Regions from separate parts of the Homo sapiens genome. Here all the other regions are linked to region 1. Evidence: chromatin loops called from intact Hi-C (ENCODE). Cell type or tissue: heart right ventricle. All regions are shown on one strand.

Evidence for each region. A loop is a pair of places that touch in the nucleus more often than their neighbours do. Peaks named below come from ENCODE experiments on the same cell type or tissue, not always from the same donor. Only the 100,000 strongest peaks of a DNase experiment are listed, where the experiment ranks them.
Region 2: a loop joins it to region 1, with 2.7 times the contacts of the local background. A loop is called at or near these places in 29 of 110 quality-filtered maps.
Region 3: a loop joins it to region 1, with 10 times the contacts of the local background. A loop is called at or near these places in 64 of 110 quality-filtered maps.

What each region holds. Positions count from the first base shown.
Region 1 is chr13:97,852,632-97,860,631 of GRCh38, reverse strand. No RefSeq gene overlaps it. Among named protein-coding and RNA genes, the nearest start is that of IPO5, 97 kb to the left of the region's middle. RefSeq lists enhancers at 3,816-3,915, 3,936-4,055, 4,086-4,155. In heart right ventricle, a CTCF peak has its summit at 4,941 (motif pointing left); a DNase peak (open chromatin) is centred at 4,906; H3K27ac peaks cover 394 bases.
Region 2 is chr13:97,902,600-97,910,599 of GRCh38, reverse strand. No RefSeq gene overlaps it. Among named protein-coding and RNA genes, the nearest start is that of IPO5, 47 kb to the left of the region's middle. In heart right ventricle, no CTCF peak of the experiment used is centred here; no DNase peak of the experiment used is centred here; H3K27ac peaks cover 753 bases.
Region 3 is chr13:98,668,853-98,676,852 of GRCh38, reverse strand. It overlaps the pseudogene RN7SL60P. Among named protein-coding and RNA genes, the nearest start is that of SLC15A1, 80 kb to the left of the region's middle. In heart right ventricle, a CTCF peak has its summit at 3,640 (motif pointing right); a DNase peak (open chromatin) is centred at 3,502; H3K4me3 peaks cover 328 bases; H3K27ac peaks cover 906 bases.

The sequences.
Region 1 (8,000 bases):
TTGCTCTTGTTGCACAGGCTGGAGTGCAATGGTGCCATCTTGGCTCAGTGCAACCTCTGCCTCCTGGGTTCAAGAGATTCTCCTGCCTCAGCCTCCCAAGTAGCTGGGATTACAGGCATGCACCACCATGCCTGGCTAATTTTTGTATTTTTAGTAGAGAAGAGGTTTCACCATGTTGGTCAGGCTGGTAGTTTTAGCAGAGATGAGGTTTCACCATGTTGATCAGGCTGGTCTCAAGCTCCTGACCTCAGGTGATCTGTCTGCTGTGGCCTCCTAAAGTGCTGGGATTACAGGCGTGAGCCCCCATTCTCAGCCCTGTCCTGTTTTCTCTTTTCTATCTCAAACTTTTTTACTCTTCAGTGAAAGTTTTATTGAAGCATAAAATACATTAAAAAGTACAAAAATTAGAGGTGTTCAGTCTGATGAATATTCACAAACAGAAATCCCTGTTTAACCAGCACCAAGACCCAGGAACAGAACAGCCCCAGCACCCCCAAAGCCTCCTTAGGCCCCCTTTGGGTCACTGTCTGCCTCTTATCAAGGGTAAACACTATCTTCACTTCTTTCACCATAGATTAGTGTGACCCGCTTTTCAAATGTGTAAAAATGAAGCCATACTCTAATTCTCTTTCACTCCACATTATGTTCGTGAAATTCATCCATGCTGTATGTATTGTAATTTGTTCATTCTTATTGCAGTATAGTATTCCATTGTATGCATTCCAGCTAGAACTTTCATTAGAAGCATGTTGGACCTTCTTTCCTATCCTCCATATCGCTTAACTTCTCTTTCGTATTTTCTGTCTTTTAATTCTCTGTGCTTCATGCTGTGTAAATTCCTCAGCTCTTCCTTCATGTTCACTGGGTTTCTACTCAGCTACCTCAAATTTGTGGCTTAATCCATCAATTGAATTTTTTATTTCAATGACAATCTTTTTTCACAAATTTAAAAGTTCTATTTGACCCCCTTAAAATATACTTGCTCTTTTTTCAGAATGTTTATCTATGTGTTTAATTTTTTAATTCTATTTTTAAAATTAATCTTAAACATATTTATTTATACTCAGATGGCTCTGTTAAATGAAACTTTAGAGGATCTAATCTTGATATTTGTTGTATATGCAGACTTTTGTTCTTGGTGCATTTTTTTTCTTGTGAATTTTATAATCTTGAATTGAGAGCTGATTTTCCAGTGGGATTTTACATCTAGGACTGCAGTGCGGTCTTGTTGGGGGATATGCTCTTTGGAAAGGTTTTATGTATACTTCTTCCTGGAGCCTCAGAGGTATCATAAGATTGGGGCTAGCTTTTCTATTAATTTGTTGAATTTCTTGGATTAAAGGTATCTAGAGTATACAGGTGTGTTTATATATGTATATATATACTCTAACATATATATACACACATATACGCGTATACATATATATAATTGGGCTTGAGTAAGGTCCAAGTGTTGGTTCTGAATCCTCAGGGGATATTCCCCCTTCCCCCTCAGAATGCAATAATGAGACAGACAACAATCTTTACCCAACAAACTATTTGCAATCCAGAGAAATTTTAAAAGTGACACAGTACTGTGACTTACACAACCAGGGCACCAGACTCCAAGACAAAAGAAGTGAACGCTAGAACCCAAGAATGAGTCCCAAGACTGGGACTTTAGAGAGTCTTGTTGGAGGAATGGGGCAGGATAGAATCTACACATTAAGCAAGGATTGGGAATAGGATATCAGAGAGCAGAACAACCTATGAGCAGGTGAAGCGGAAGGGGAGGTTCTGGAGCTAATTCTCATTGCTGTGAGCACTCGCATCGGGATCACGTTCAAAACTTCTTTACGCCAGGCTGGCGCCCTTCCCTGGACTGGGCCAGGTTCTTAATTGCACAGAATCTGGCCAGTCTTCATTTGCAAAATTTTGAATTATGGGAAGTTGTCTTCAGCAGCATCCTTTGGTCCTTTCTGACATTTACCCCCCACCCCCCGCCACTTGCTACAGCTGCTCTCTTCCCCGCCAATTCAATGCCTCCAGAACAAGGGTCTTAACCTCAACTGCCTATGGGGAGTGGTTGAAGAGGCAGCTAACTTAAATTAATAAAACTAGACAGGATGGTGACTTTAGAGATGCAGAGCTCCAGGGGGATGGGGCTCCTCTACTCCAGCTTATTGTTGTTAAGTTCCAGCACCGCCTGGGTTACAAATCTGGATTAAAAAAAAAATCTAAAAATGTTGGCAACTCATTCAATTTAAAAATGTGCTTTGCTCACCAAAAACACAGCTGTGGCCACATATGGCTTGCAGGCCACTAGTTTACTGCCTCTGCTCTGAGCTGCCTTTCAGAACCTTCCAGGGGACTGAATCCCCTGATTCCATGGCAGCCCTTCCTCCTTCCAGGCCTGCTGGTCAAATAATGCCTCTCACTGTACACATCGTCTGTACTCTCAATTCCCCACCAAACTCCCCATTCCTTGAGTGACCATGTTTGAACATACTCCTACTGGTGGTGAGTTCTCCCAGAGTATGTCGGACCGAATCATAGTGTGTAACATTGGCGGGGAAACCAAGGGAAGAGTATTTTGTTTGATGCAGGTCATGTAGGGTGTCAATGGAGTGTGGGCTTCGCAGCCACATGCTCATGATCCTGCCTCTCTACTGACCAGCTGAGTGATCCTGTCCAAGAGGCTTCATCTCTCAAAGCCTTGGTTTTCTCATCTGCACGATCTGGAGAATAATTCCTGGCAGTGTTGTTGTAAAGCTATTTTAATTTCTGTTGTATAGTCAATGCTTATTTTTGCTCAGACTATGGGAATTCTGCAGTTGAAAGGGCCCTTGGAAATCGCCTGTCAATCCTGTCACCATGCAGATGTAGAAATGAGAGGGTTTGGTTCCAGGAATTAGTCCAAGGTCTCAGCTAGCCAAATTAAGAATTAGTTTGCAAAAAATTTTTTAATGATATATTTTATGGTAGAATTGGCTATAATATCCCATAGCTCATCCATGCAGCAATATGAATTAATTATTAAAGCAGGACTATTGCTCCAAAATCTATCAATTAGAGTACTGGGGAGAGAAACTGGGTACTCACATTTCTTTCATTTATTATCTGTGCAACAGTCACTTAATCTCTCTAAGACTCATTTTGGCATTAAAAAAGGCATTATGATAAGTTCTTTGCCGTCTGAGTGTTACTCTGAGCGCTATTGATGCGTTATTTCACAAACTTGCAGCACACACGTGGTCTCATCATCTCTTAAAAAATGAAAACTAACCCAAGATCATTATTAAAATTTTTTTTAGAGGCGAGGTCTGTCTATGTTGCCCAGGTTGGCCTCGAATGCCCAGGCTTGAGCAATCTTCCTGCCTTAGCCTCACAAGTGGCTGGGGTTACAGGCCACACCACCACACCCAGCTCCGAAGTCATTCTTGACTAGCAGAAAGGCTGGTATCTCCTTCTTAGGGCTACCTGCTCCCCCAGTTGTTTAAAAACTTGAGGGTTATAGTGTCTAAGGTGGGAGGTGGTAGGGAGTTGGGTGGTGAAGCCAAAGTTTAATCAGTTCGCCGTTGCCACAGCTCCTCCTTGCCACACCGTGTCAATGTCAGAGCCACCTCTAAGTCCCCCAGGGACTTTCCAGAAGTTAGGGAGGAATGCCCGTCTGGGCATGCACAGCCCTGTGGACTCTTTGTGTGGCACAGGAAATCTGGGCAAGATCTCAGCTCCTACTTGCTTCTGTGAGCCTCACGTCCAACATCCCAAGTGGTGGCCCTGGTAGGGAGGACGCCTGGTCCAGCACCATCTGACAGAGATGCTGACCTGGTGCAGACTGAGTTCTGTGCTCATTACTGTGGTTCTCTGAGGGAGGACCCAGCCCCTGCCCTCCTTGTGCTCCTGAGTTTACAGCTTTCATAGCTCAGCTGTTTCACTTCTTCTGGCGGCCATTCCAGGAGGCAAGAGACACCTGGGGAGCACCTGTGTCATCTCTTCCTCCTCCTTGGGGAACCACAAACTTCACCGTCAGAATACAGAGGGCCTGAGTTCTGCCCCTTTGGTAAATTCTAGGGCCAACAGCCCTTCTTCCAAGGGCCTGAATACCTACAGGAAGGCCTCCTCCTGAGAGTGCTGGTGGGACTTACCCTCTTGATATTGATACAAGTAGCTCCTAGAACATGCTATGACTGAGCAAAACCAAAAAACCCAATGCAAATTAAAGCTCCTTAGAGCCATCTTGATACACGTAGGCATCATATCGTATTAGATATTTAAAAAAAAATCTGCAGTTAATGCTGTAAATCAGGTGGAATGTGAAATCAGCTGGCGGCTTCATAATCCTCCAAGGAGCTGGACCTTCTGGGAAACCCTGCAATCCTTTTTTGGACTGGCTCTCATTTGCATATGAAATTGAGGGTGCTTCGACATCCTTCGAGCCGGGTTGCACAAGTCTTAGCTGGCCTCCCTTGTGACCGAGAAACAGGGGCCCAGCCTGGGGTCAGGGCCTGGAATTGCTTCCTTTGGGACTCAGCCAAGCGCAGGCCTTCCACATTAGCATTAGTGCTTTCTTCCATCAGAATTCAGCTGCCCCCCAGAGCCAGTCCCTGTGCCAGAATCCAGACAACCACTAGATCCATGGTAGATTACTGTAAACAGTAGAGTTTTTTTTTGTTTGTATGTTTGGAATTCTAGCAAGACTGACCAATTTAAAAAAACTCTCAGAGCTCAGTGAAAGCAAACCAAGGATTAAGTGAAAACACCAGCAAACAAAATCGATAAATCAGTAACTTAAAGAATGGACCTTCGAGGCCTGCTGTTCAGAGTGCTTTGCCAAGTGACGTAAGAGCCAATGACTTGAGATGCAGAAGAAAAGTTGGGAATGATTTTCCTTAGCGGGAATTCATTTATTTTGCGTGTGCGCTGACAGTGAAGGGCTGAAAGCAATGCTATATCGCCCCCTAGTGCCAAATATACGCACATTATCTATGCTGCTTGGGCTCCAACATTGCCATGGCCTTCTCCAAATAAAGCCAATGCATTTTGATGAAATCTAACTGCAACAAATCACATGTGACAGATACTAAAAACAATTATTCCAAGACTTTCCCTGGCTTCTATTTTATTTTAGTTTTTATTTCTCATCTTAAACTTTTATTAAAATATATTTGACTGATTAAAGCAAAGATAGTAACCATGTCTAACATATGTGGAAATAAAATTATTGATAACAACAGCACAAAGATCGGAAGGCAAAGATTGAATTACCTTGCTGTAATGTTCATATATTATACATTAATCCGTAACATACAAAGGAAATGATTCCAGAAAAGCATATCTAAAAGAATATTATAATTGTGAGATATTCTTTTCTAAATTTTAATTTTTTCCAGATTTATTAAGGTATAATTGACAAGTGAAAATTGTATATGTTTATGGTATAACATTCAATGTTTTGATATAGGTATACATTGTGAAATGACTAAATCAAACTAATTAACGTATCCATCTCCTCACATTCTTATCACGCTTTTGTGTTGAGAGCATTTAAGAGCTAATCTTTTAGCCTTTTTTTTTTTTTTTTTGAGATGGAGTCTCCTCTGTCATCCAGGCTGGAGGGCAGTGGCGCGATCTTGGTTCACTGCAACCTCCGCCTCCCAGGTTCAAACAATTCTCCTGCCTCAGCCTCCCGAGTAGCTGGGACTACAGGTGCCTGCCACCATTCCTGGCTAGTTTTCCTATTTTTAGTGGAGATGGGGTTTCACCATGTTGGCCAGGATGGTCTCGAACTCCTGACCTCAGGTGATCCACCTGCCTCGGCCTCCCAAAGTGCTGGGATTACAGATATGAGCCACTGCACCTGGGCCACAATTTTCAAGCATACATTGCTATTATTAACATTTGTTAACTATAGTCACCAGGCTGTAAAATAGCTCTCCAGAATTTATTCCTGTGGTCTAACCAAAGCTTGATACTCTTTAACCAACATCTTCCCGTTTCTACTTCCTCTTTCCCTGTAGCCACCATTTTACTCTCTGTTTCTATATGATTTGACATTTAACACTCCACATGTAAGTGAGATCATGTGGTGTTTGTCTTTCTGTGCCTGGCTTATTTCATTTAACATTATATTATGTCCTCTAGGCTCATCCATGTTGTTGCAAACACAAGGTTTCCTTTTTTTAGTGGCTGAATAGTATTCCATTGTGTATTTACACCATATTTTCTTTATCCACTCATCTGTTGCTGGACACTTAGGTTGATTTCCTATTTTGGCTATTGTGAGTAATGCTGCAGTAAACACAGGCATGTAGATAACTCTTTGACATGCTGATTTCATATCTTTTGTATATATAGCCAGTAGTGGGACTGCTGGATCATATGCTAGTTCTATTTTTAATTTTTGAGGAACCTCCATATTGTTTTCCGTACTGGCTTTACCTATTTATGTTCCCACCAATAATGTACAAGGGTTCCCTCTTCTCTACATCCTTGCCAACACCTGTTATCATTTTTTTTTTTTATAACAGCCATACTGACAGGTGTGGGGTAATACCTCATTGTGGTTTTAACTTGCATTTTCCTGACAATTAATGGTGTTGAGCATTTTTTTTCACATGTCGACCTTCTGATTTCTATGTCTTAATTGCACTGATCATGGAAAAGGAGTGAGAAGATCTGGGGAACTCACAATATATTTGGGAAGTTGAAATTCGATTGCATGTGAAATGGCAGGAAGTGAGCAAGAGGAGAGAAAAGTCTGGATGAGCAGGAGGGAGGGTGTCCGGAGCCAGTTCAGAAAGCCCCACCCTTGTCTTGTTTTTGGAGAAAGAAAGCAACGATTAGGGTCTTTAGGGAGAGAGAGTCTAATGGAAATTTTTAGGAAATTTTGCTATTTACTCTTCAAGGATTTTTGTTGTTTGACTTGCAATGAGTCACAGGACTAAGCTAGACCTTAAATCAGTAGCAAGCAGGCCACATTTCATTTGTGTTACACATTAAAATATGACATCTCATGCTGTTTTGATATTTTTGGTAGCTGCGTGGGTGAAGGACTAGAGGGGATAGATGTGTCAGAAGAACAGTGGGATTCATTAATAAACACTGCCAAATATCTATTGGGCCTTCCTTACATGCCAAGCACCTTCCTAATTGTGCCCTAATGGAAGAGAAAATGGAAGTATCATGGATTTCTGGGAGAAGGGGGAGTGAAATGAGATGGAAAGAAGGTTAACTGAGGTGACAAGGCCACTGATGGAAGTAGAAAGTTAATGAGCCAAGAGCCCTTATAATGGATCTCTGGCCAGTGTCTGCTTCCTCCCCTCTCTGGGACACTGCTTGATGTCAGCACCACTGCAGGGCAGGACCATTTTTTGAAAAGCAGTGTGAGTTTCTCTTCATGAGATTTGCAAATACATGTCATATTTAAGTCAAATAAGCTGATGTTTTTCTCCATGGAACTGTATTATTAGTAAATATCAAATAAGACTGTTACGTAGCTCTGTGTCAACTTTCCAGCACTTTAGCAGTCTCTGAATGGCTACTATACTGCCCATTCATTTTTCCACCCATTCACCCATCCACCCACTCATCCACCCACCAGTCCATCCATCCATCCATCCATCCATCCACCCATCCATCTACTTACCTACCCTCACGTCCATTCACCTATGCATCCATCCAACAATCTACCCACCCATCTATCCATTCATCTACCCACCCACCCACCCATTTTTCCATCAAACCATGTATCCACCTACCCACCCATCTATGCATCCCATCCACTCATCCATCTATCCACCCACCCATTCATCCACTCATTAATCGATCCTCCCATCCACCCAACCATTCATCTAACCATCTATCCATCCACCCATTTTTCCATCCAACCATCTAACCATCCATGTACCCAACCATCTATCCATCCATCCATCTATCCATCCATCCATCCATCCATCCACCCATCCACCCATCCACACTTCCACGCATTTATTGATCCTTCCATCTACCCAGCCATTAAT
Region 2 (8,000 bases), 50 kb before region 1:
CATACCCAGTGATAGGATTTCGGGGCCAAATAGTAATTCTATTTTTAGTTCTTTGAGAAATCTCCAAACTGCTTTCCACGCTGGCTGAACTAATTTATATTCCTGCCAACGTTGTGTGAGTGTACCCTTTTCCCAGAAACCTCACCAACATCTGTTAATTTTTGTCTTTTTAGTAATAGCCATTCTGACTAGTATGACCTGGTATCTCAGTATGATTTTGATTTGCATTTCTCTAATGATTAGAGATATTGAGCATTTGTTTCATATGTTTGTTGGCCACATGTAGGTCTTCTTTTGGGAAATATTTGTTCATATCCTTTGCCACTTTTCCTAATGCGGTTATTTGTTTTTTGCTTGTTGAATTGTTTGAGTTCCTTATAGATTATGGATATTACACCTTTGTCAGATGCATAGTTTGCAAGTAGTTTCTCCCATTCTGTAGGTTGTCTGTTTACTCTGTTGATAGTTTATTTTGTTGTGCAGAAGCTCTTTAGTTTAATTATGTCCCACTCATCAATTTTTGTTTTTGTTGCAATTACTTTTGGGGACTTTTAGTTATAAATTCTTTACCAAGGCCAATATCTGGAAAGGTAGTTTCTAGGCTTGCTCCTAGGATTTTTATAGTTTTAGACTCTAGATTTTTATAGATGGTCTATAACCATCTGATCTTCACTGAAATTGACAATAAGAAGCAATGGGGAAAAGACTCCCTATTCAATAAATGGCACTAGGGTAACTGGCTAGTCATATACAGAAGAATGAAACTGGGCCCTTACATTTCACCATATACAAAAATTAACTCAAGAAGGATTAAAAACTTACCACTCTCTTGACATCATTCATGAGCTCCTAGAATTCAGGGGCTTTGGTTTATTTATTGTTATATCCCCAAAGGTGGTAAACAGCCAAAAAAGTAAAGAACAAAAGCAAAAATCACCATAATATATTTTCTTAAAGGCAGAGATGTGGAAAGGAAGATAAATTTTTGGTGCTCCTTTTACTAAAAATTTTACTTTGGCGATCTCTCCAGCTTATGGGGGAAGAAGGAAGAAGCTACACGAAAGCCTGTTCTTTGGTTCTTTGAGGAAAAAGTGTTGTATTTCCCTCCCTCGATACAGAAATGTTGGATATTACCTTGCAGCAATTACCACCTTTTTCCTTGTTGGTAGAAACTTTGAATCTGTGGCTCGTTCACAGTCCCAGGAGGTAAATTGTGATTGACTTAAGTGACAACCTCATTCACATTCCTAGGAAATGGTTTGAGGCTGAGTTCTGGCTAATGGGATCTGAGGGTATCTTATTTGAAGATTTGGGGAGAGATTTTCCTCACTAAAACAAAGAAAACCCTAGGGTGAAATGCTGCTATTTTTGACTAGAGGTTGTTGAGTTAGTGTGTGAGACCTGGAACATCTGCAGTCATCTTGCAGCCAAGAGGAGATTTTGCTCTCATGCTACCGAGATGGAAAAAGCCCCTGGCTCTTGAGGACATAGTAGGATCATGGATTTACCTAGGCTTGAACTTGTCTTTCTTCTGGACTTATTATAAAATAATCTTTTATTTTAACTTCTATTAGTTGGGTCTACTCTTCTTATAGTCAGAAGTACCACAATTGATGCACCTACAATTTTTTTTGTAACATTTTTCTCAATCATTTCCCCAGTATTAGCTGAGGTCCTCCCTAAACTGTGGGGAGGAGGTAGAGGGGTTGTTTCAGTGGAAGGAGAATGAGTGATGAGACCTATCGAATGTGTTAAATAGCTTTCATTTGCCCTTCCAGATCCATTTTCCACTGTTTTGTATTCTGCTCTAAGCTCCAAAGTAGGAACAGGGATAACCTATATGGACAGTCTCTGTTTTCTCATGTTATTGAGAAGGACAATAACGAACACCTTTTTGAGCTTCCAAATTATATGTTAATGTATGATTCTCTCCAAAGGCTTCTCATCAAACGTCATTTGACCCATAGTCTTCTTTTTAATTTTTCCCAAGATCGACTCCCAAGAAAATATTTCCCAAGAAAATATCAGTCAGGGTCCCAACAAGAAACAGGTGACTCACTCAAATTTGGATAATTTGAAGAAGGTTTACTTACAAAAGTGTGCAGGGTGGTGGACCTCAAGCAGATTGAAATCCAATATCAGTTAGAAGCCTAATTCTTTCCAGTGTTGTGAAATTAAATATCACCCATATTCCTCTCAGCTAAATTCTTCCCTTTCTTCTAGAAGGATTTTAAGTTACACCTTTTCTGGAAAGTTTCCCCATCCTTCTGCTTTAGTCTGTTCTCACAATGCTATAGAGAACTACCGGAGACTGGGGAATTTATGAAGAAAAGAGGTTTAATTAACTCACAGTTGGGCAGGCTTAACAGGAAGCATGACTGGGAGGCCTCCGGAAACTTACAATCATGGTAGAAGGCAAAGGGGAACCAAGCACATCAAACCATGGGAGCACAGGAGAGAGGGAAATGCCACACACTCTTCAACCATCAGATCTCGTGAGAACTCTCTCATTATCACAAGAACAGCAAGGGGGAAATCTGCCTCCATGATCCCATCACCTCCCACCAGGTCCCTCCCTCAACATTGGGAATTACAATTCAACATGAGATTTGGGTGGGGACAGAGAGCCAAATCATATCACCTTCACTAACCAAAACTTACTGAGATTTTGACTTATAGTTGGACTCTACATTGATATTCATGCTCAACATATTGGAATTCCTTCGGAACAGAGAACACATACCTATGAAACCTGTCATTAAACTGGGTAGTAACACCAATATAATTGTATACTTTATTAAGATACATTTAAATTTTGGTAAAATATACTTAATTTACCATTTTAACCATTTTTAGTGTACTAGCTCTATAGCATTACTTACATTCACATTGTCATGCAACCATCATCACCATCCATCTCCAGACCTTTTTCTTCATCTGAAACTGAAACTCTATACCCATCAAAAAATAATTTTAAACACCTATTTAGTAGCATGCAATTTAGAAAAATGAATAGACTTTGTTTTGAGACAGGGTCTTTCTCTGTTGTCCAGGCTGGAATGCAGTGGCATGATCACGGCTCACTGCAGCCTTGACCTCCTAGTCTCAAACGATTCTCCCATCTCAGTCCCCCAAGTCACTGGAACTACAGGTGTGTGCCACCACACCTGGCCTTTTGTATTTTTTGTGGAGACAGGGTTTTGCCATGTTGCCCAGGCTGTAGACTTTGTTTTTTAGAGTATGTTTAGATTTACAGAAAATTTAAGCCCACAGTACAGAGTTCCCATCTCCCCATTATTAACATCTTACATTTGTAGGGTACATTAGCTACAATTAATTAACCAATATTGATAAATTATTATTAACTGAAGCCCATACTTAATTCAGGTGCCTTTAGTCTTTATCTAATTATCTTTTTATCTTTCAGGAACACATCCAGGACACTACATTACATTTATTTGTCACGTTTCCTTGGGTGCTCTTCATTGTGACAGTTTTTCAGACTTTTTTTATGACCTTGACAGTTGTGAGAATTATTGGTCAGTTACTTTGTAGAACGTCCATCAGCTGGGATTTGTTTGATGTTTTCTTTTTTGTTATTTTATTTTTTAGTTTTTAAATATTTTATTTCATTTCCTGCCCACACATGGATGTCTGATATTTTCATGATTAGACTGAGGTAATGGGTTATTGGGAGGAAGGCCACAGATGCTAAGTACCATTGTCATCATATCACATCAAGGGTACATACTATCAACGTGATCTATCACTGTTGATTTTGAATTTGACCACCTGGCTGTAGTGCTGTTTGTGAGATTTCTCCACTATCAAGTTTCTCCCCTCCCTTCCACATTGTACTCTTTGAAAGGAGGTCACTGTGCAAAACTCACACTTAAGGAGGAGAGAGTTATGGAGTTAATTTTTAAATGATTGTGGGGACATTTTCTGAAGCATCTGCCCAGTTCACATGACCTCCCCCTCCCTAGTAACTGCTCACTCTCAAATCCATAAGGATACCCTGCCAATTCCTCTCTTAAGCAGCCAGAATTGTTCTGTGAAATCCTTTTCTCTTGGTCACAATGATTGGAGAACATAGGGTCGATAGGATTCTTTCCTCAGGTGCTGGAAATGTTAGGGTAAGTCAGGCTTTCTGTGTGCCCAAGTTCGATACAAAGCTACTAAATTAATGACTACTTAATAATATCCTTTGATTGACTAATAATTATACAAAAGCCTAGTTAAAATACTTCCAACATTGTTGATTGTCTCCCTATCATCCATTCCTCCTTCCCACGTTTACCACATAAACCCAATTTTATGTTTAATGCAACACACTCTCTACTCTCTATTATGCAACTCACATGCCCCAAGGATGGATTCCCACCCCTAGCTCCAGGAGGGGGCCCAATTGCTCCAAGAGTAATCCCCTTTTTCTTGCCTGTCATAAGTTCGGGAATAGACACGTGATCCAATTAAGGACAATGAGATGTGCAGAAAGTTTGCTAGAGCCTCCCAGGAGAGGTTTTCTTTGCTCTTTTGCTGTTGCTTTGAAGTGACCTATCTCTTCTGGATGTTGTCACATATTAAGACTGGGACCATTGCACACATCTTCCTTCCAGCCCGAGGAGGCAGCTGGCACACAAAGGAGGAAAACTTAAAAAATGCCAGGGAGATGGAACAAGAACCTTGTGAATGCCCAACCTATCTCTAGACCAGGGCCACTCAAAATGTAGGGTGTCTGGGAACTGTTTGTTACCATTCTATGATGACATAGACATAGAAATTGAGAGACATGCTTAGGAATTTTTGTAGGGATTTGATATTGCAATCGCCTCCAAGTGTGTGGTCAATGCACTTATCTAGCCAAATAGGCTCTAGACTAGTTGGGGTGTTGTCCAACAAATGGATGAGTTGTAAGTTGTGCAAACTGTGTACAAATCTTGTGCTTTATAACCATGTAGCAATCTGCACTGAATTGAAAAATTAAATCAATTCAAGAACAACTGTCCACAGATATTTTGAGAAACACTGCTACAGACTTCAATGATTATGTGAGTCAATTAATTTCCCCATCATTTAAGACAATAAGGATTTTCTTTTCTCCAATTCACAGCCCAAAGTATCTTATGTTATACTGTAGTGAATCTAGTAAAAAGACAAGAGACCACATAGATATTTGTGGTAGGGTATACATGTAATTAAATAAATGTCTATATATGTGTGTACGTGTTTTCACCTAACTCTGTACTGGGTAACCATTTCTCAATGTTAGTGATTGTAAAAATTTGAAAAAGAGAAGCTATTTTGGTATCTATTGCTAGCTGCTGGCACTTCCCAGTTCTAGTTCTTTGATTTGAATATGATGCCATGATGTAACACATGGGAGAGATACTAGAAGAACCAAAGTTCCATTTGTATCTCTAGGGAGAACTCATAAGAGTAAGGAGAGTTGACTATATGTCATCTTCCAATTATATTTTTAACTTCATACTTCAAAACTTTTCTAGTTTTGAGAGAAAGTCAATGCAATTTTTTTTTTGAGACAGAATTTTGCTCTTGTTGCCCAGGCTGGAGTTCAGTGGTGCGATCTCAACTCACTGCAACTTCTGCCTCCCAGGTTCAAGTGATTCTCCTGCCTCGGCCTCCCGAATAGTTGGGATTACAGGCGTCCACCACTATGCCCGGCTGATTTTTGTATTTTTAGTAGAGACGGGGTTTCACTGTGTTGGGCAGGCTGGTCTCAAACTCTTGACCTCAGGTGATCTGCCTGCCTCAGCCTCCCAAAGTGCTGGGATTGCAGGTGTGAGCCACCGTGCCCAGCCCAATGTAATTTTTATAAGTTTTGGGGGTCATAACCTTTAAGGGGTTATCAGAATTCTAATTTGTAAAAGCATTATTTATAAGTTACAAAAATTACACTTTGCAATTCTTATTATTTTCCTAGAGATACAAAGAAAGGGCTATAACGAAATTATGATTGTGTGCTAACAAATAGAATAGATGCCTTTGTTAATGGAGGTAAAACATTTTTGTGACCATTCTTTTTTGATATTATTTTGATCCCAATGGAATGTTTTTAGAGTCTCAGATTATTTTTCACGTGCGGAATGACTATTTCATTTACCATACCAAAGATAGTCTTTAAGCTAGTGATCTGGGAAAGATTGCTGTGTGAAATTAAAAACTTTATTCTTGCAACAATGATGAAATGGGCACATCTTTTTAGCCTTGATGGAATGAAGCCACATGACAATTAATTTATAGTATGCATTGCCTCAGCCATTAAGAGCTTTGGAAGGACTCCTGGTGTTGAAGGATGAGGCAGATGGGGTGTTCTAGAGAACTAGAGAGTTTATTTTGGCTTCAAAGCTGGTTACTATTATAAGAGATAGAAAACTGGGCAATAGCAAGCTGCAGCAGAAGGGACGGCCTCAACAGATGAGCCTGATGTATTATTTTAAGAACTTTCTTCCAAAGCCAAGTCATAACACCTCATTGCTTTGTACGAAATAAAAACACACTTTCTTTACAGGACTTGCTTTCCTTGAAAATGATAAAGATCAATTGCATGAATAGGGATTTTATTTTAATATAAATATGTGGAGCTCTTAATTAATTTACACAATAAAATATATTGTTATGTGCCTTGTTGGTATAGCTGTATCACTATACAAGTGGCATTCTGTAACTGGTCCTCTGGTTCCATTAAAAAAATTTGGTTGTGGCCAGGCATGGTGGCTCACGCCTATAATCCCAGCATTTTGAGAGGCCAAGGTAGGCAGATTACTTGAGGTCAGGAGTTCGAGACCAGCCTGGCCAGCATGGTGAAACCCTGTCTCTACTAAAAATACAAAACTTAGCCAGATATGGTGGCATGCACCTGTAATCCCAGCTACTTGGGAGACTGAGGAAGGAGAATTACTTGAACCTAGGAGGCGGAGGTTGTAGTGAGCTGAGATCAAGCCACTGCACTCCAGCCTAGGTGACAGAGTGAGATTCTGTCTCAAAAAAAAAAAATTGGTTGTATGCTTGAGACAGTAATGTTCACTAAATATTCCATGGGCTCCCCTAGTTCTTCATCTCACTCATAGTTGAACTGGGGCCATGTATCTAGATCAGGCTGATGGGCCATGAGAAAAATGAATTTTTGTCACTTTTGGACTGAGACAGTTAAAAACAGGCATAGGCTTTTCATCATCTTCTTCTTTTGTGTGACCATTTTGACATGGAGGAGCCACACAACGGAAGCAGCCTCTATCTTTAGTCATTACATCAAAAAAACATCCCTGGAGAGCTCTTTACCTGCACTAGACATTTTGTGAATAGTGGAAGTTGACTTGTGCTGTGACACCCCAGTGAGATTTGGGTGTCTATTTGTTACCACAGCATGGGCTAGTGTTATACTGACTTTTATCCATAGTTATAAATTTCTGTTCTTTATAAATTACCCAGGCTCTGGTATTTTGTATGTGTTTGTCCATTTGCACTGCTATAACAAAATACCAGAGGCTGGGTCATTCATAAAGAATAGAAATTTATTTCTTACAGTTCTGGAGGCTGGGAAGTCCAAGATCAAGGTGCCAGCAGACTTGGTGTCTAGTAGGGGCTGTGCTGTCTGCTTGCATGATGGCACCTTGTGACTGTGTCCTCATATGGCAGAAGGTGCAGGGGCAAAAAGGGCAGAATCCTGGTGAAGCTTCTTTGATAAATGCCTTAATCCCATTCAAGAGGGAGATGCCCTTATGAGCAAATCACCTCCTTAAGGCCCTACATCTTAATATTATTACATTGGAAACTAAGTTTCAACATGAATTTTAGAGGAGCACAAACATTCGATTGTGACAGAATTGGTAACTACTAACCAATTTACCACTTGCAGTGTGTAGATAATCCCCAGAAGCAGAGAGACTGATATGTGCTGTAGATGTGGGTGCACGGTTGAGTTCCCAGGGGCCCTATTGTGCATCGCTCATTGGCCTCTGTACTGTTTCCATGTGTGC
Region 3 (8,000 bases), 820 kb before region 1:
ATCACTTGAACCCAGGAGGTGGAGGTTACAGTGAGCCGAGATCGCCCCACTGCCCTCCAGGCTGGTCAACAAGAGTGAAACTCCATCTCATTAAAAAAAAAAAAAAAAAAAAAGCATTTCCCTTCACAGTTTCCATTTCGTAGGTTTCTCCTACAAAGTTCCCTGTCCCCATCACCACAGGGAAGAGAGGGGAGGCCCAGACCACCTGTCCCAGGGCCCGGTTGACACACATGTCCCTGCTTTGCAGTGGCTGGTAGATGGAACCGAGATCCTGTCCGCCAGCTGGTGCCTTGGGGCAGAGACGGCCTTGCCATCCATGCTGCTCAGCCTGTTTTCGTCTTCAGGAAGGTTGAACTTCAGTAAGTCCGGAGTCTGACTCAGGTCCTTGATTTGATTTACAAACCTGGAAAGGATCTGGAATAAGTCCCACCCAGCTACTAACAGGCACAACTAGTCGTTAGTTGCTAAGGACCTACAGCAGGAGCGAGAGAGTGTGCGTGCGTGCGTGCGTGCGTGGGTGCTTGTGTGTGTGTGCCCATCTTCCCTAATGAGTGTACAGAAAGATGAAACAGATGAGCCCACTAGGGAGGTCCAGGAAGGCACCAAGTCAGTAGCAGAGGGCGGTGGCTCCCAAACCACAGCAGTGACCAACACGGGACATGGAGGTAAATCGGAGTGTGCAGGCTTTCTGTGGTGTGGCCTGGGAGGTGCCTCTGGCAAGTGGAGACGGGCAAATTGCCTGCAGGCGGGAGGGGTCGGGCAGCAGGCAGGTGCTGGCAAGAAGCGGACACAGGGAGAGACCCTGCAGCCTGGGTGAACGCGTGCTTTCGGGAGGGTGGGGCTGCAGCGAGACTGCAGGGCGAGGGTGGAAACACATCATGCTCCTGGTTCTTCCCTTCCTTGAGCTGTGAGCTTGGGCAGGCCGCTGGAGGCGTCAACGTCACCATTTGTAAAATAAAGACAGTGCCCGCTTCCCAGGGTTGGGGTAAGGCCCTTGTGGTGCCAAGAAAGGCCCCTGGGTGAGCCCTTGCCCTGTGCTAGTTGTTCTACCCATGCTTACCGAGCATGCACCAAGGGCAGACACATGCCAGGCAGGTGGGATACCTCCCAGAACAAAAAGAAGCCAGACCCCTGCCTCTGTGCACACTCGCATTCTCGCAGCAGCCGATGAACCATAAGCAACAAATGGGCTGAATAAGGAAATTATGGAAAATGATGTGGTATAGTAGGAGGTGTTGGGTGCCATGGATCTAAAAAAAAAAAAATAGAGCAGAGGGACAGAGGTTGTGACTGAAAAGGATGGTCAGAGGGCGCTTCCTGGGATGGTGGCATGTGAGCAGCCACTTCAACAAGGTGAGGGCAGAGAGTGCCTGGCAGAGGGGCAGCCGTGCAAAGGCCGGAGGCGGGGCATGCCTGGTGTCTTTGAGAGGCCAGCACACAGGATCAGGGGGAGTGAGGGAGAGCCAGAGCCCAGCACACAGGATCAGGGGAGTGAGGGGAGCGAGAGGCCGGCATACAGGATGTGGGGAGGGGGAAGGAGGGAGAGCGAGAGGTCAGCACACAGGATCAGGGGAGTGAGGGGAGCGAGTTGCTGAGGGCGGAGAGAAAGGGTGTGTCTTTCATGTTGGGCAGGCCAGGGTGAAAGCCTGGGCTTTTGAGATGTCTACAGAGGGTTTTGAGCCTAGAAGTCACGTGACTGCTGTGTGGCAGGACCCCTCTAGCTACTGTCTTAAGAATAAAGTGATCTGGGCGTGGTGGCGCGTCTGTAGTCCCAGCCACTTGGGTACTTGGGAGGCTGAGGCAGGTGGATTACTTGGAGCCTAGAAGTTGGAGACCAGCCTGGGAAACATAGGGAGACCGCATCTCTACAAAAAATTTAAACATTAGCCAGGTATGGTGGCACACATCTGTGATCCCAGCTCCTCAGGAAGCTGAGGTAGGAGGATTCCTTGAGCCAAGGAGTTCGGAGCAGTGGTGAGCCACGATCGCACCACTGCACTCCAGCCTGGGCGACAGAGCGAGACTCCGTCTCAAAAAAAAAAAAAAAAAAAAAAAGAATAAACTGAAAGGGGCCAAGTGTCCATGCAGGTTCCCAAGTGACCTTCCAGGAGGGTGGCTCTGGCTAGGTAGGTGGCAGTGTGGTGGTGAGAAGTGGTGGGATTCTGGATATACTTTGGAGGTTGATGGAGCCAACAGGATTCTCTGACAGATGAAATGTGGGAGACAAGAGAAAGATATTTGCTACTTTCAGCATGGCCTGTTCTAAGGGCTTTGAGCATTTTATTCATTTAATACCCTGAGCAGCCCTTGGAGGTAAGCATATCAGCATCCTCATGCCACAGATGAGGAAACTGAGGCACACTGTGGTTCAATAACTTGCTCGAGATCCTACAACTCTGTAAGTGACAGAGACAAACCCAAGCTTGATGATGGCTTTCCTGTGCCTCTGTTCTCTCGAATTCTGAGAGTGCCTGCACCTTGGGAGGAAGCAGAGAGTCAATGTTTGTTTCCAACAGAGAGGTGACTGCAGTAGTCTGTGATTGAAACAGAAACCACAGTTGGGAAGTAGGAAATCCAAGTTCCCATCTGCCTTCCTGGTTAACTAGTCTAGGTATAGACTTCCAGTCTGTAATCATATCAAGGTGGAATTGCTAAGAAGAGCATGTTTTCTGTCTCTCCCTCTCTCTCTCCCCACCGCCCCTCAGCTCACCTTTATAAATCTGTTATTTGCCTGATGTGTTTCTTCAGAAAGAACTCGAGGACACTTCCAATCCCCTTCACACCTCCACTGTCATAGGAGCAGGGAAGGCCTTGGAGACAGGCAGCCCCATCTGCGACGCAAGGACCTGCGCTGCCTCTCAGGGAATAGCACAGAACGGTGGTGAGAACGGAGGTCGCAGAGTCCAAGATTTGGATTTAAGTCCCTAAGTAGGGAGCTCTTAGGACCTGTGTGATAATGGGCAAGTTCTTAGAATTCTGAGCCTCAGTCCTCTCTCTGAAATATGGGGATAATGGTAGTGTCAATGTCAGAGAGGTGTTGCCAGAATTTGCATTAAGGGGACCGAACAACTGCCCTCGTTGGTCCAGGACTGAGAGGATTCTCAGGACAGTCCTTGGCCAAACAGGATGAGTTGGTCACTTTAATTTAATAAGACAATCTATGTAAAGTGCTTGGACTTGGCTCATTGAAGTGCTCTTAGATGCTCCAATGATAGTATCTCTTCAACAACATTTATTTAGTAAGCACCTACTATGTGTTCAATGCTGTATGATACACTGGGGGTAAAACATAGATAAAGCCCTGCCCTCAAGGAGTTTGCAGGTGTTCACGGAATGCTCAGAGCAAATCCTTGGGGTCCAACCATGACAGGGTTAATAGTGGGGCTGTGTCTAAATGGGAGGACAAAGGTCAGGCACTTCTCTCAGCTGTCCCCAGCAGAAGCCACCAAACAGAGCAGTGACCTCAGTGGCTTCCTGTTTCGAAAACATGGGCGTCTGAGAAGCCGGATGGCCCCAGGGTGTGGTCAAATGACCACAGGTGCTTTGCCAAATGGCTCTGGGCAAGCCCAGCTCCCGGAGCTTTTCTTTAGACTGAGTGAGGTCCGGGCAAACTGTTTGCAAGTTCCCCAGATTGGCCACAAGATGGCAGGAAAGCACATTTGTAGGAAAACATGGCAACAAAAGGCTTTTCTCAATGTCAGAAATTAGGAATTTTTTGTGCGTACACATCAGAAGGCCTGTCCGAAACTGAGTATTTGTATTTCTAGAAGTTTCAATCTTGGGACTGGCCATAGCGGACTTACAGTCTGTCTGGACTCAGGTAGGGATTCCAGCAGGGATCGCAATTCCTCCAGATGGCACCAGACATCTTGTGGAAGCAACGGGCTTTACCTGAATTAGGAGAAATTCAGGAAAGAAATTCACATTGACAAAGCACTTCCTACATGCCAGGGTTTGCATTATTTTACATATGTCCTCATCTATTCATTCATTCAACAAATATTTAGTAAGCATTACTATTTTCTAGGCACGGATGTAGGCCAGATAAACTGACAGAGAGTCTAACGTCAGGTGTGGATAAGTGTCACAAAGCAGAAACAAAGAGAGTAGGGAGGCAGAGAGTAATGAAGGCTGATATTTTAGTCAACTCTGATGAGTATTCTATTAATTTCAGTATTTGAAGAACCTTTTGAAGGACTCCAACCTGGAGGCCCATTGTACAGCAGAATTCAGAGAAATCCTTCTAAAACTATGTTGGGTATTGACCATTTTTGGTTTGGGTTAAAAAACAAAAAACAAAACAAAACAAAAAACTATGTTGGGGTCCCCTTCATCTCACCACTTTGTCACCTCCTGTACCCCATATCATCTTCTTTCTTGACTTAGAAAGAAGACCCTTTTTTTGGTGGGGTACTTTTCTGTAGTGACTTCCTGAGAAAGGTAATAGGGGAGGTAAACTTTTTCTAGGGTCTTGCAGGTCTGAAAATGTTTGAATTCTCCCTTCTCTTTTGCTTGACATTTGACTGTGTATAGAATTCCAGCTGGAGACCATTTTTCCTGGTAATTTTTTTTAAAGAGATGGACCCTCACCATGTTGCCCAGGCTGGCATGCAGTGGCTATGCCCAAGTACGATCCCACTATTGATCAGCATAGGAGTTTTGACCTGCTCCAGTTCCAATCTGGGCCAATTCACCCTTTCCTAGACAATCTGGTGGTCCCCCACCCCCAGGAGGTCACTATATTGATGCTGAACTTAGCGTGGACACCCGATTGGCATAGCACACTACAGCCCAGAACTCCTGAGCTCAAGCGATCCTCCCCCATCAGCCTCCTGAATAGCTGGGACTACAGGCATACACCACCATGCCCAGTGTTCCCCGGCAATTTTGAAAGTATCACTCCACTGTTCCAGCTTTCAATGCTTCAGCTATTGAAAAGCCCAAGGCATTCTGATTGTTATGGATCTTGTGTGTAAGAATGTTTTTCTCTCCAGAAGCTTGTAGAATCATCTGTTGGGTTCTAGAAATTTGAAATTTCATGATGATATATCTGGCATGGGCCCATTTTTAACCATTGTGCTGATGCTCCAGTGGCCCTTTCAAACTGGAAACTCATGTCCTTTGATTGTGGGACATTTTTATGAATTTTTCATTTTTAATTTTCTCCCTTCCACTTCCTCTGTTCTCTCTGGACTCCTGTTATTTAGAGGTTAGTCCTCCTTGACCAGCTCTCTAATTTTCTTATCCTTTCTCTCCTACTTCTTTTTCTCACTTTTTTTTTTTTTTTTTTTTGAGACAGTCTAACTCTATCTTCCAGGCTGGAGTACAGTGGCATGATCTCGGCTCACTGCAAGCTCCACCTCCCAGGTTCAAGCCATTCTCCTGCCTCAGCCTCCCGAGTAGCTGGGATTACAGGTGCTTGCCAACGCACCCAGCTAATTTTTTGTATTTTTAGTAGAGACAGGGTTTCACCATGTTGGCCAAGCTGGTCTCGAACTCCTGACCTTAAGAGATCCACCTGCCTTGGCCTCCCAAAGTGCTGGGATTACAGGTGTGAGCCACCGTGCCCAGCCTCTACTTTGAGATTGCTTCAGCTATGCTCTAAGCTCTCTCATGTATTTTTTACTTCCTTCATCAAGTCTTCAATCCAAAGGGCTTTTTAATTACCTGAATTGTTATTGATTATAGTATCCAGCTTGTACTTCTTGATTACAGTGTCTTCTCTTAGAAGTTTCAGACAGTTGACATACGGATTTTGAAGTTTTTTTACCCTACGTAATCTCTATTTTCCCCAAGTTGCCTTTTTTTCTGATGTGCTTGTTTTTTGGTATGTTTTTCAAATAGCAGATCTCATTCGATGTCTTATGACCCTTGGCTGTCTGCTCTATGTTTAAGAGTAGGGGTAGACAAAGGAATATAAATCATTCTATTATAAGGACACCTGCACACATATGTTCATCGCAGCACTATTCACAATAGCAAAGACAGGGAATCAACCCAAATGCCCATGAATGATACACTGGATAAAGAAAATGTGGTCCATACTGTGAACCCAGAACATCTGAGACAGGCCTCAATTAATTTAGAAAGTTTATTTTGCCAAGGTTGAGGACGCGCCTGTGACGCAGCCTCAGGAGGTCCTGATAACATGCGCCCAAGACGGTCAAGGCACAGCTTGGTTTTATACATTTAGGGAGACATGAGGCATCAATGATATAGGTAAGAAGTACATTGGTTCCATCTGGAAAGGCGGGACAACTTGAAGCGAAGGCAGGAAGACTCGAAGCAGGGAGGGAGCGTCCAGGTCACAGATAAGAGAGGGCATTGTCTTTGGACTAGGGCGCTGTGTCTTAAGTCCCACCGGCTTCTCCATGAGACCCACACAGGCTTTGCCTGAGTTTCGCTCCTGCCTCTGGACGAGGTTACTGTGCTCAGTGGTTTGCCCTTAACAACTCAGGCGTCCCCTTGCGCTTTTAGATTTAGGCCTTAAAAATTAGCATGTAATTATGGAAATCACTCAGTCACTTGATTATGACCTCAAAGGCAGGGCTCTTAGTATCCAAATGAAATATTGGGAATTGAAAAATATATCTTAGAATGAAGCAAATTGCCAAATTCCAGTAAAACTCTGAAGATTGCAGTGCCTTCTATCGGTTTTAATCTATGAACCAAACATTTCCAAGGATGGATGACCCAGATTTAGCATAATAGTTCTGCTAGGGAACACAGCCATCAATTACTACCCCTCTCTGAATAAGCAGGGCTCTCATTCTCATTACACTGTAAAAATGATTAAGTAGTGGCCTCCATGAGAAATGTGAAATGTTTTTCAATTAAAAGATAAATTTGAGGGAAATGATTTTATTTATAGATGATAATAACCATATTAGTCAAATTAATGAATTTGTGTTCAACAGGAGTCCAATAAATCATATTTCCATATTGCAAGAATTATTCTGACTTTCCTCACTGTACAGATTTGCACATATTACAATGGTTAGAACTGGGACTTTTAGGACCAAATGAGATGAAAGATCACTATTACAACAAAGAACCAGTTATAAGAATAACAGTTGCTGCCATTTATCCAGCCCTCCTCACGCCTGACCCATATGCCTTCATGCACGTGGTCTCCCCAGTAGCCCTACAGGATTGCCTCTGTTATTGCCTCACTTTTCAGATGGAGCCCAGGTTCTGCTAAATGACAGGCCACATTTTGGCCATTATGCTCTTCATCCTAAGGTTTCACTTATTTAAAACTAAATCCAAGATTTGATTCTTAGAAGGGCTATAATTCAGTTGTAATTAATAAGGACCCAGATTACAAAGTCGAGCATGAGACTGGAAAAGAAGAATATTCGACAACGAAGACAGATTTTCCCTCAATCAACTTGTAAAGTTAACACACTCCATATAAAAATACTGGAAGCTTTTGTTTCTTCAATTGATTGATTTCATTTTGGAACTAGATAATTCTAAGTTTACAGGGACAAGTAGACATGGAAAAATGTCAGGAAAACTAAAAAGAAGAGCGTCGAGGAGAGACGACTGTATGAGGCATCAAGGATGGTGGAGAGTGTGATGTTTCGTCCTCTCTCAAGCTAACAAGTTACCCTGCACAGTTTCATGATGCCAGTAGAAGACATGAGATTCCTGGGGAAAGCCACGTGTCCGCATTATCAACATTTTCTTGTGTGGGTTTCCCAGCCCCTGATTCCCATAAGGTGACATAGAATGGGCCAGGGGACACCGGCATGTACTGTGTATTACACTAAGGGAAGGAGCTCTGAGCCTAGGAAAGCCAAATCTTTTACGGTGGGCATAGGCGTGCCTGTCCTTCACTTCAGGGAGCCACCATCTCTATCTTTCAAGGCTGTTTGCCATCTAAATATCCTCATAAAGACAGTCTGGACCAAAGGCATCTTCAGCTCACAAGATGTGGAAAACTGCAAGAGACCCAAAGACAATGGTCTACATCCTCTTTACTTAAAACAGGAAAT